Linked DNA regions of Homo sapiens: region 2 is linked to region 1. A link is a contact called in ENCODE Hi-C data. All regions are on one chromosome and are shown on one strand. The core of a region is the stretch at or near the end of the contact, and the rest is flanking DNA. Distances in the headings are between cores, read along the strand shown. Region 1 holds the start of CEL (carboxyl ester lipase). Region 2 overlaps QSOX2 (quiescin sulfhydryl oxidase 2).

Region 1 (6,061 bases), core at 2,547-5,046:
AGGGACATCCCCAAAGGGTATACCCTGGCTCTGCCACCCATGAACCAGCCCAGCATCCAGCCAGTGAGTGGGCACCCAATGCCTCTCAGGATGAGACCAGTAAATGCCGGAGGTGGAGCTGGGCAGCTGTGGAGCCCCAGGCCACAGGCCAGTCTCGCTTGGCTCTCATGACTGTGGTGGTGGAGATAGCGTGGGGAGCCTCGCCCATGGTCTCACGTGGCAAGAAGTGCCTTTAGCTCTGGATCCCAACCGTTTGGCACAGCTTTGGCCACAGCCAGGCCCCTCTGGAATTGTCCTTATTAAACCAGTTTCCCGAGAAGTCTTGGTTTCTTGGTGTGAATGTTGGCGCTGCAGGGGAGTCTTCTTATTGCCTTGGGGCTTGGGCCCCCTTTGTCCCTTCATATATTCCTTCATTCATTCCTTCATTCATTCAGTGACATGCTGGCAGTGCTGGCCTGTGCCCCCCTCACATGTGGTCGGGTTGGGTGAGGGCAGCTAGGAGGACTCCAGGCCTGGGGTCAGTTCTTCTCTAAATGAATACCTTCTTGACAAAGTCATGGGAAACGGGCCCTGCTGTCCTGTGGCTGCCCAGTGTGAAACTAGTGGGTCCTGAGCCCACCGAGCCTGCCTGCCTGGCCCCGCTCCCCATGTTGCCCTTGGCTGAGGCACCTCTTGTGTCTCCCCAAGTCGGCAGCAGCACTCCCTCCCAACCTGTGTGCGTGCCGAGTATTTGTTGAAGAAACAGTCAGTTGTCAGAGAATGGCCCTGTTCTGGATTGGCTGGTTGCTTCTGTGTGGTGCTGAACCTGCTCCTCTCTCCCCTGTATTTCCTGGGGACAGGTGGAGGCTCAGCCAGATTCGGGTTCAAGGTCTCTTCCTAGGCTGCGTCAGTCTGCATGCACGGGAGGTCTGCTTACTAGGATTGACCAGCAGGTTTAGGTGTTGTCAGCCTGATGTGTTGGTCTTTTATCTAACGGTTTTTGGGTTTCTGTGGTTTTTTGTTTCATTTGTGGGTCTTTTTTTTTTTTTTGAGATGGTCTTGCTTTGTCACCCAGGTTGGAGTGCAGTGATGCAATCAGGGCTCACTGCAGCCTCAACCTCCTGGGCTCGGGTGATCCTTCCACCTCAGCCTCCTGAGTAGCTGGAACTACAGGTTGTGTACCGCCATGCCCAGATAATTTTTGAATTTTTGTAGAGATGAGGTCTCACTAATGTTGTCCAGGCTGGGCTCAAGGGATCCTCCCGCCTCAGCCTTCCAAAGTACTGGGATTACAGGTGTGAGCCACTGCGTCCAGCCTATTTAATGGCTTTTGAATAGCCGTTGATAATTGCCTGGACCTACTACTTCCTTAAGGGTGCAAAATGGTGATTTTTTTGAATTATATCGTTCCCTCTGCATTTAGTAGCTGGAATCCTATAAAGGAATCTTCCTCATCGTCTGTTTGATTACCCTGAAATACTATTTTCACAGAAAAGAAGGGAAAATGCCTGTTATCACCTCTAACAGTTTTCAGAACAATGAGTTAGTGCCCTGGCAAGGGCCAGTGACAGGGCAGGAGGGGGTGGAGAGCGTGTTTCCTGGGCTGCCTGGTGAACTCTCACGTCTGTCAATTGCAGGCTTGCTTTTTCATGCCCAACTTGTCTATCTTTGCCCAGAGGCGGCCTCAGGTTGACCTCTGTAGTCCTTTGACACAAGCCTTGGGTCTTGGGCACCTTCCTTACTTACAGCTACCACGATGCTGCAGGCTCCAGCCCCTCCCTGGCATTTCCTGTTGCGGACCCGGCCCAACCATCTCCCCAGGGTGCACTCAGTCGGTGTGAATATGGTGTTTAGAGACCCCAGTCTGGTCACCAGGGGTGGGGCTTGCTCCTGGGATTTCGTTACTGCTAGGGCTTTGGAAGAGACAGAGCCAGGAAATAAGTTTTTTTTTTTTTTTTTTGCCAATTTTAAAAAAATAAAGTATGAGGCTGGGCACGGTGGCTCATGCCTGTAATCCCAGCACTTTGGGAGGCTGAGGCGGGCAGATCACTTGAGCTCAGGAGTTTGAGACCAGCCTGGCCAACATGGTGAAACCCAGTCTCTACTAAAAATACAAAAATCGGCTGGGTGTGATGGCGCACGCCTGTAATCCCAGCTACTTCAGAGGCTAAAGCAGGAGGATCCCTCGAACCCAGGAGTTCAAGACTGCAGTGAGCTATGATTGTGCCACTGCACTCTAGCCTGGGTGACAGAGACCCTGTCTCAAAAAAACAAACAAACAAAAAACCTCTGTGGACTCCGGGTGATAATGACATGTCAATGTGGATTCATCAGGTGTTAACAGCTGTACCCCCTGGTGGGGGATGTTGATAACGGGGGAGACTGGAGTGGGGCGAGGACATACGGGAAATCTCTGTAATCTTCCTCTAATTTTGCTGTGAACCTAAAGCTGCTCTAAAAATGTACATAGATATAAACTGGGGCCTTCCTTTCCCTCTGCCCTGCCCCAGCCCTCCCCCACCTCCTTCCTCTCCCTGCTGCCTCCCCTCTGCCCTCCCCTTTCCTCCTTAGCCACTGTAAATGACACTGCAGCAAAGGTCTGAGGCAAATGCCTTTGCCCTGGGGCGCCCCAGCCACCTGCAGGCCCCTTATTTCCTGTGGCCGAGCTCCTCCTCCCACCCTCCAGTCCTTTCCCCAGCCTCCCTCGCCCACTAGGCCTCCTGAATTGCTGGCACCGGCTGTGGTCGACAGACAGAGGGACAGACGTGGCTCTGCAGGTCCACTCGGTCCCTGGCACCGGCCGCAGGGGTGGCAGAACGGGAGTGTGGTTGGTGTGGGAAGCACAGGCCCCAGTGTCTCCTGGGGGACTGTTGGGTGGGAAGGCTCTGGCTGCCCTCACCCTGTTCCCATCACTGCAGAGGGCTGTGCGGTGGCTGGAGCTGCCACTGAGTGTCTCGGTGAGGGTGACCTCACACTGGCTGAGCTTAAAGGCCCCATCTGAAGACTTTGTTCGTGGTGTTCTTTCACTTCTCAGAGCCTTTCCTGGCTCCAGGATTAATACCTGTTCACAGAAAATACGAGTCGCCTCCTCCTCCACAACCTCACACGACCTTCTCCCTTCCCTCCCACTGGCCTCTTTCCCTCCCCTTCTGTCACTCTGCCTGGGCATGCCCCAGGGCCTCGGCTGGGCCCTTTGTTTCCACAGGGAAACCTACATGGTTGGGCTAGATGCCTCCGCACCCCCCCACCCACACCCCCTGAGCCTCTAGTCCTCCCTCCCAGGACACATCAGGCTGGATGGTGACACTTCCACACCCTTGAGTGGGACTGCCTTGTGCTGCTCTGGGATTCGCACCCAGCTTGGACTACCCGCTCCACGGGCCCCAGGAAAAGCTCGTACAGATAAGGTCAGCCACATGAGTGGAGGGCCTGCAGCATGCTGCCCTTTCTGTCCCAGAAGTCACGTGCTCGGTCCCCTCTGAAGCCCCTTTGGGGACCTAGGGGACAAGCAGGGCATGGAGACATGGAGACAAAGTATGCCCTTTTCTCTGACAGTGACACCAAGCCCTGTGAACAAACCAGAAGGCAGGGCACTGTGCACCCTGCCCGGCCCCACCATCCCCCTTACCACCCGCCACCTTGCCACCTGCCTCTGCTCCCAGGTAAGTGGTAACCTGCACAGGTGCACTGTGGGTTTGGGGAAAACTGGATCTCCCTGCACCTGAGGGGGTAGAGGGGAGGGAGTGCCTGAGAGCTCATGAACAAGCATGTGACCTTGGATCCAGCTCCATAAATACCCGAGGCCCAGGGGGAGGGCCACCCAGAGGCTGATGCTCACCATGGGGCGCCTGCAACTGGTTGTGTTGGGCCTCACCTGCTGCTGGGCAGTGGCGAGTGCCGCGAAGGTAAGAGCCCAGCAGAGGGGCAGGTCCTGCTGCTCTCTCGCTCAATCAGATCTGGAAACTTCGGGCCAGGCTGAGAAAGAGCCCAGCACAGCCCCGCAGCAGATCCCGGGCACTCACGCTCATTTCTATGGGGACAGGTGCCAGGTAGAACACAGGATGCCCAATTCCATTTGAATTTCAGATAAACTGCCAAGAACTGCTGTGTAAGTATGTCCCATGCAATATTTGAAACAAATTTCTATGGGCCGGGCGCAGTGGCTCACACCTGCAATCCCACCAGTTTGGGAGGCCGAGGTGGGTGGATCACTTGAGGTCAGGAGTTGGAGACCAGCCTGGCCAACATGGTGAAACCCCGTCTCTACTAAAAATACAAATATTAATCGGGCGTGGTGGTGGGTGCCTGTAATCCCAGCTACTCGGGAGGCTGAGGCAGGAGAACCGCTTGAAGCTGGGAGGTGGAGATTGCGGTGAGCTGAGATCACGCTACTGCACTCCAGCCTGGGTGACAGGGCGAGACTCTGTCTCAAAAAATAGAAAAAGAAAAAAATGAAACATACTAAAAAACAATTCACTGTTTACCTGAAATTCAAATGTAACTGGGCCTCTTGAATTTACATTTGCTAATCCTGGTGATTCCACCTCTCTGTTGTTCCCATTTTACAGAAGGGGAAACGGGCCCAGGGGCAGGGAGTGTGGAGAGCAGGCAGACGGGTGGAGAGAAGCAGGCAGGCAGTTTGCCCAGCATGGCACAGCTGCTGCCTCCTATTCCTGTGCAGGAAGCTGAAAGCCGAGCTACTCCACACCCGGGTCCGGGTCCCTCCAGAAAGAGAGCCGGCAGGCAGGAGCTCTCTCGAGGCATCCATAAATTCTACCCTCTCTGCCTGTGAAGGAGAAGCCACAGAAACCCCAAGCCCCACAGGAAGCCGGTGTCGGTGCCCGGCCCAGTCCCTGCCCCCAGCAGGAGTCACACAGGGGACCCCAGATCCCAACCACGCTGTTCTGCCGCCTGCGGTGTCTCAGGCCCTGGGGACTCCTGTCTCCACCTCTGCTGCCTGCTCTCCACACTCCCTGGCCCTGGGACCGGGAGGTTTGGGCAGTGGTCCTGGGCTCCTGACTCAAAGGAGAGGTCACCTTCTTCTTGGGCGAGCTCTTCTTGGGGTGCTGAGAGGCCTTCGGCAGGTCATCACGACCCCTCCCCATTTCCCCACCCTGAGGCCCTCTGGCCAGTCTCAATTGCACAGGGATCACGCCACTGGCACAAGGAGACACAGATGCCTCGCAGGGGATGCCCACGATGCCTGCATGTGTTGCTTCTGGTTCCTTTCCTCCAGTTCCAACCGCCGCACTCTCCCACACCAGTGTGACAGGGGGCCCATCACCCTAGACTTCAGAGGGCTGCTGGGACCCTGGCTGGGCCTGGGGGTGTAGGGCCACCCTGCCCTTCCCCACCTGGAACCTGGCACAGGTGACAGCCAGCAAGCAATGACCTGGTCCCACCATGCACCACGGGAAGAGGGAGCTGCTGCCCAAGATGGACAGGAGGTGGCACTGGGGCAGACAGCTGCTTCTCAACAGGGTGACTTCAAGCCCAAAAGCTGCCCAGCCTCAGTTCCGTCAGGGACAGAGGGTGGATGAGCACCAACCTCCAGGCCCCTCGTGGGGGTGGACAGCTTGGTGCACAGAGGCCATTTTCATGGCACAGGGAAGCGTGGCGGGGGTGGGAGGTGTGGTCCCTAGGGGGTTCTTTACCAGCAGGGGGCTCAGGAACTGTGGGGACTTGGGCATGGGGCCATCGACTTTGTGCCCAGCCAGCTAGGCCCTGTGCAGGGAGATGGGAGGAGGGAAAAGCAGGCCCCACCCCTCAGAAAGGAGGAAGGTTGGTGTGAAACATCCCGGGTACACTGAGCATTGGGTACACTCCTCCCGGGAGCTGGACAGGCCTCCCATGTGATGGCAAACAGGCCGACAGGAGACACGGCTGTTGCTCGTCTTCCACATGGGGAAACTGAGGATCGGAGTCAAAGCTGGGCGGCCATAGCCAGAACCCAAACCTCCATCCCACCTCTTGGCCGGCTTCCCTAGTGGGAACACTGGTTGAACCAGTTTCCTCTAAGATTCTGGGAGCAGGACACCCCCAGGGATAAGGAGAGGAACAGGAATCCTAAAGCCCTGAGCAT
Region 2 (6,061 bases), core at 2,612-5,111, 3.2 Mb after region 1:
GTAGACAGCTCTCCTCCATGGGGCACCCGGAGACAGGACTGGCTGCTGCCCAAGGACAGAGGGCTGTGTGCCGGCCCCTGGGGAGACGCACGGTGTGCGGAGATGGGGCAGATGCTAGGTGGCAATGGTGATTCTCCTTCAGCCGGACTAGACGGATATTCACAGGTATCTGAAACAGGACGCCCTCTGAAACAGGCCGCAGCTGCCAGCTTAAATAAAGGAGACAGAAAAAACCCACCTTGCTTTCCCTCCAGTTTTGGCCAATCTGAGGCTTTCCTCACGACAGCAGAAGAGCCAGCGCTGCAGCATCACCCAAACCACAGGCCCCCTGGCCAAACGGGTGCTCCAAAACCCAGCGTGCGCCCCGAGACTTACACGGGTGCACTCCACCTTGACACCTCTGATAAATAAAATACCGGGTGAATTCCCAGCGTCAGGAGTGCACATCTGAAGCCCGTCCTGTGCCAGCGACACCTGAAGCCAGTCCTGTGCCTGCGTCACGTGGAGCTCGTCCTGGGTCTGCGTCACCTGGAGCCCGTCCTGGGCCAGCGTCACCTGGTGCCCGTCCTGGGCCGGCGACACCTGGAGCCCGTCCTGGGCCTGCATCACCTGGTGCCCATCCTGTCCCACACCTGGAGCCTGTCTTGTGCCACACCTGGAGCCCTTCCTGGGCTGGTGTCACCTAGAGCCCGTCCTGTGCCACACCTGGAGCCCGTCCTGGGCCTGCATCACCTGGTGCCCGTCCTGTGCCACACCTGGAGCCTGTCCTGGGCCGGCGTCACCTGGAGCCCGTCCTGGGCCGGTGTCACCTGGAGCCTGTCCTGTGCCACACCTGGTGCCCGTCCTGTGCCACACCTGGTGCCCGTCCTGTGCCACACCTGGAGCCTGTCTTGTGCCACACCTGGAGCCCATCCTGGGCCGGCGTCACCTGGAGCCCGTCCTGGGCCTGCATCACCTGGTGCCCGTCCTGTGCCACACCTGGAGCCTGCTCTGGGCCGGCGTCACTTGGAGCCTGTCCTGTGCCACACCTGGAGCCCATCCTGGGCTGGCGTCACCTGGAGCCCGTCCTGGGCCTGCATCACCTGGTGCCCGTCCTGCGCCACACCTGGAGCCTGCTCTGGGCCGGCGTCACTTGGAGCCTGTCCTGTGCCACACCTGGAGCCCATCCTGGGCTGGCGTCACCTGGAGCCTGTCCTGGGCCTGCATCACCTGGAGCCCGTCCTGTGCCACACCTGGAGCCCATCCTGTGCCGGCGACACCTGGAGCCCGTCCTGTGCCGGCGACACCTGGAGCCCGTCCTGTGCCGGCGACACCTGGAGCCCGTCCTGTGCCACACCTGGAGCCCGTCCTGTGGCGGCGTCACCTGGAGCCCGTCCTGTGCCACACCTGGAGCCCATCCTGGGCCAGCGTCACCTGGAGCCCGTCCTGTGCCATACCTGGAGCCCGTCCTGGGCCTGCATCACCTGGTGCCCGTCCTGTGCCACACCTGGAGCCTGCTCTGGGCCGGCGTCACCTGGAGCCCGTCCTGTGCCACACCTGGAGCCCATCCTGTGCCAGTGTCACCTGGAGCCCGTCCTGTGCCAGTGTCCAAGTAGAATTTTCCAAAAGCTAAACACACGATTCTCACACAAACGCAGAGTGAACATGCGTCAACAACATTCTTCCACTGGGACTGCTGAAGGAAAGGGTGAGGCCAGGTGGGGAGCACAGAGAATAGTGCTATCTGCCCCCAGGGACAGTGCACAAAGAAACTGTCCTATGGGGCAAGAAAACCACAACCTTTGGGCTTTCCTTGTCTACCAGACAGATGAGGTCGGCGAGCTCACGAGTAACCACAGAGCCTGGGCCCTTAATCAGCAGTGAACAGCAGGATAAACACACAGATGTCCGTGCCCCAGGTCACAGCCCTTGGGCGAGCCTGTGCAACACCCCAACATGATGCTGAGAGGACACAAGACTCAGCTTTTTGTCCTATTTCCAGGTTTTACCTAATATTTCCTTAGCAACAGGATGCAGAAAACTAGTCAGACGGGGAAACTGATCAGCCAGGGGCCAGGAACAAGAGCCGTGCCCTGGGCAGGAGCGAAACACGCTGCTCCGCATCTCAGGTGCGTGCCCACCTCCCTGCACCCTCTCATGCTCCAAGAAGACAAGACATGGCCTTCGGTAACTTTTGCCCAAACACTGTCTACATGACCTGAAACCACAATTCTACCAGGAAGGCACAGACTTCCCCTTTGTTCCCCGAGGATCCCTCACACTTCAGGGAACCCTGAGCTGGCCTTCCAAAGACAACGCTCCCCGGGCCTCATTCCCGCCTCGCAATCCAGGCCCTGAGCAAGCCCGGCGGGCAGCCTCCTCCCACCTGGCTGTGCCAACCCTCCCTCTGCCCCTCAGGCCCCAGCTGCCACGCGCGGCCTGGCCTCTCTCACACATCCCACTGTGCTCCGCTGGTTTCTGGTCTTCAGTTCTCCAGAGAGCAGCCAGAGAGTTTTACCTAGAAACCAGGTTTCCCTGCTTAAAATTGTTCTTTGGCATTCTGTTGCTCAGGAAGAAGACAAGCACCGTTTACTGAGCCTGCATCTGCCTGCTGCCGGGCCCTCAGGGACCTCGTGGTTGCCCCCTTGAGCGACCAAGACCCTATCAAAGTCCTTTTAGCCGGGCGTGGTGGTACCTGCCCATCGTCCCAGCTACTTAGGACGCTGAGGCAGGAGGGTCCCTTGAGCCCAGGAGTTCAAAGCCAACCCGGACCACACGAAGAGACCGATCTCTAAAACAAAAGGTCCCCTGGACACTGCAGTCTTGGCTGTCTCGGGTCCTCTGTGCTGGCCATGCCCCTGGCAGGGCCTTCACCTCGTGGCTCCTCTCCCAAGTCGCTGCCCTCTGACGCCTTGCTCTACCACCCAGGGCCACTCCAGTTTCTTTCTAATTGGTCTGTTCATTTTTCTAGGAGTTACAACCTATAGGTAACTCATTTATTTTAATTTGAGACAGGTCTCACTCCGTCACCCAGGCTGGAGTACAGGAGAGTGATCACGGCTCACTGCAGCCTCAACCTCCTGGGCTCGAGTGATCTTCCCATCTCAGCCTCCTAAGTGGCTGGGGCCACAGGAGTGGGGATCTTGCTATGTTGCCCAGGCTGGTCTTGAACTCCTGGGCTCAAGTGATCCTCCCACCTTCCAAAGTACCGGGATTACAGGCGGGAGCCACTGCCCCGGCCACTTCCTTGTTTTATTTGTCTTCCTGTTGACTGTCTGCTACTCCCTCTAAAGCACAGGCTTCCTCAGGTGGGGACCTCCCTGCTTTGTTCCCTGCTGTTCCTCCAACAGATGAATTTCCAGCGCAAATTCATCCCGGAGCGTGAATTCACGCAGAGCCCCTGCACACACTGCAGGGCGAGGGAAGTCCAGCTCCATCCACCAGTCCGCAGGGGCAGCACCTCGACCTGCCTCAGTAGAGCTACGCTCCCAACACCACCACCCCACTCAGGGTCAGTCCTGGTGAAGGGGCATGCGGGCACCCCACGTCGCCTTTGTCTGTCCTTGAAAGAATGCCAGGCCGTGTGCTCAGGGAAGGCCGAGCAGATGAGGGAGAATTTCAGTTACACAGGCCTCCCTCAGCAGCTGAACAGGCGCCAGGAGTACCGGCAAGGACTCGGCAGATGGACGGTATTCATGGCAACACAAAAGATATGGTAGTCCATATTATCAAATCAAATACAAAACACGTAAAAGGCTTAGCTTCAGGGCACTGGCCTCATTCAACGGGTACCCTCCCCTTCTCCTGCTCTGCCCACCTGTCTAGCTCTGAACCTCTAAAGCAGAATGCAAATGGCCTGCTTTCATTGGGCCTCTGGGGTTAGAGCCAGCTGAGAGGCACAGGGTGTGGCAGGGGCGGGGGTGCCCAACCCAGCACAGCCAGGGGGTTCCAAAGGGAGGCAGAAATGAGACCGCAGGCCTATTCTCACTTCTGCTCAAGAGCCTGGCTATTTTAGGACTCCAGTCTTAAAAATACTTGGGAAATAATTAAGCTTCTATATATAGTAGATTAACATTTATTTCAAATGTGCTTGTCAAATAACTCTAATACTGAATCTAACAAGGTTAACTCTTTACTGCTTGTCACGTTCTAATGAAAAAGTCTACAGAAGTCTAATGTATAGTCCAGTATCAAATCGTTCTAGAAAATGATTACAGTAAAGATAAAACAATCTCCCAAGTTGAAAGGCAACTAGGGAGCTGTGTTTAAGGGACAGAGGTCCACTGCAGCCTCTCCTTCCTGAGTCAGGGCCATGCTGGGGTCTCGAACTCCGCATACCAGTCCCTGGAGAAGACCCTCTCTGGGTGGAGCCCCCTCTTGGCTGAGCAAAGGTCTTCTTAGCTAAGCTCCAAGTTCAAGGCACAAGTTTGGAATAACAGGCCTGGGTAGAAATGAAACCCACCTAGCGACCAGGAGAGCCTAACACAAATCACCTAGAAGTTGCCAAGGGCTGGTCTGAGAAAACCCGGGCACACGCTACGGTCGCCTCATCTGGGGACTGAGGGCAGGGCTGGGTCCCATGGACTCTTGATCCCCAGCATTTAACTCAATTCTGGTAAACCAAAACTACACGTTCTTCAGCCTCGAAGGGTGCTCCGAGGTGACAGCAATTCCAATGCTGTTTATCTGTTGGTAGGGAATGACAGTCCCTCAGCCCGTCCTCTGTCAGGGAAGCCCAAGCAGTGCTTATGACCTGGGTCACCCCATGGCACGACGACCGGCATGACACAGCGGAGACGGCTCCCTGGACGTGGCTGTAAGGCCCTCTTAGCAAACCATCCCGTCTTACTTCAACAACAAGTAAGTGGCCTGGGTCTCTCGGTGTAGTCTCAGACGCACCAACCACAGCCACTGGGGAGGCCAGCGGGGAGCCCGGCTGCTCCGATGCACCATCCTTTCTGTAAAATACTCATGTGGTCGCCACAGCGGGGCTACATTAAGCCATTTCTGGGCCCGTAAGGAGACAGGAGGCCTCCACTGCCCAACTCTTCCTCCTTCCACCCTCTCCATCCTCCCGAGTCCAGTGAGCACCTGGCAGCTCTCACGGGCCGTCAGCCCCGCCAAATGCCCGCTGACACCTGCATGTCCCCCTCCCTCTGGCCCTTATTGTTTCTTTTTCCAGTAAACGGACAATGAGCCTGTGGGGAACACCAAGTTCTAATTCATCTCCAAGAAGCCTGCAGCCTAGTCGAGTAGACAAGAAACCAGACCAAGTGGGACAGAGGAGCTGGCAGCAATCACAGAATGCCCTACCCTTCCTTCAAGAGATGTCGGATGTGTCCAGCTCCCAACCCCCACCTGTCCTCTACAAAGACACAGGAATGAACTGCCATGGCTCCAGGTCACCCACACCTGGACACCCATCCCGGCCTGTCACTCAGCTGCGTGACCGTGACTATCCCACGCAACCTCACGTGCTATCACCTGCAACATGAGCGCCCCCGCACTCCTGAGGACAGGTGTGGGAGGACTCGGCCTGTTCCACGCAACCTCATGTGCTATCATCTACAACATAAGCGTTCCCGCCCTCCTGAGGGCAGGTCTAGGAGGACTCAGCCTGTTGTGGGTGGTGGCCTGCCCTGTTTTCTCAGGCTGACCAAGTGAAGGAGATGGGAGGGAACAGGCACCAGGGCCACAGAGGGCGCACGGGGACACAGGCCCTGCCTTTAGGGTGCACCCTCTTGTCCACTCAAGACTGCAGAGGCATTTCGGAGATCTCACCGGTCAGACGGGCCAAAGTGTAGCCCCAGGCCCTGGTGCCTCATCTTCCATCACAAACCCAGCAACCATCACTGCCAGGCAGATCTTCAGGAACCCAACAAGGTTTTGTTCTGCAAAGTACTTAGAAGTGACAGGCTTAAGCCAAATCTCCACAAACACTAGAATGACACTTGGTCACACCAAACAGTACAACTTTTGTTTCTTAAGCCACCTTCTTATAAGAAAAAACATTTATTTTCCCAGCCTTGAAAAAGCCAGTCAAGAGCTAAAGTTCAATCCAAATTTCTGAGGAAAACAAAGG

The links. Hi-C counts contacts between places; a loop is a spot of excess contacts on that map. Pooled maps may share reads with other maps.
Region 2: a pooled map of psoas muscle shows a loop between it and region 1 (6-fold over the local background). The contact joins the enhancer-like site here to the promoter of CEL in region 1. A Hi-C loop is called at or near these places in 2 of 50 pooled maps.

The regions. Positions count from the first base shown.
Region 1 is chr9:133,058,185-133,064,245 of GRCh38, forward strand. It overlaps CEL (carboxyl ester lipase), which reads left to right and starts at 3,797. Exons shown (of 11, transcript NM_001807.6): 1 at 3,797-3,884. The coding sequence starts at 3,819. It overlaps LOC124902325, which reads right to left and starts at 3,148. Exons shown (of 2, transcript XM_047424377.1): 1 at 2,565-3,148. The coding sequence starts at 3,148. It overlaps GTF3C5 (general transcription factor IIIC subunit 5), which reads left to right. Exons shown (of 11, transcript NM_012087.4): 11 at 1-319. RefSeq lists enhancers at 2,008-2,759, 2,760-3,512.
Region 2 is chr9:136,236,215-136,242,275 of GRCh38, forward strand. All of the region lies in intron 1 of QSOX2 (quiescin sulfhydryl oxidase 2), which reads right to left. Among named protein-coding and RNA genes, the nearest start is that of QSOX2, 6.6 kb to the right of the region's middle. RefSeq lists an enhancer at 2,999-3,527 and a silencer at 3,743-3,872. Within about 2 kb of position 3,862, at least 3 of the 41 ENCODE cell types and tissues checked have a DNase peak (open chromatin) inside an H3K27ac peak, as active enhancers do.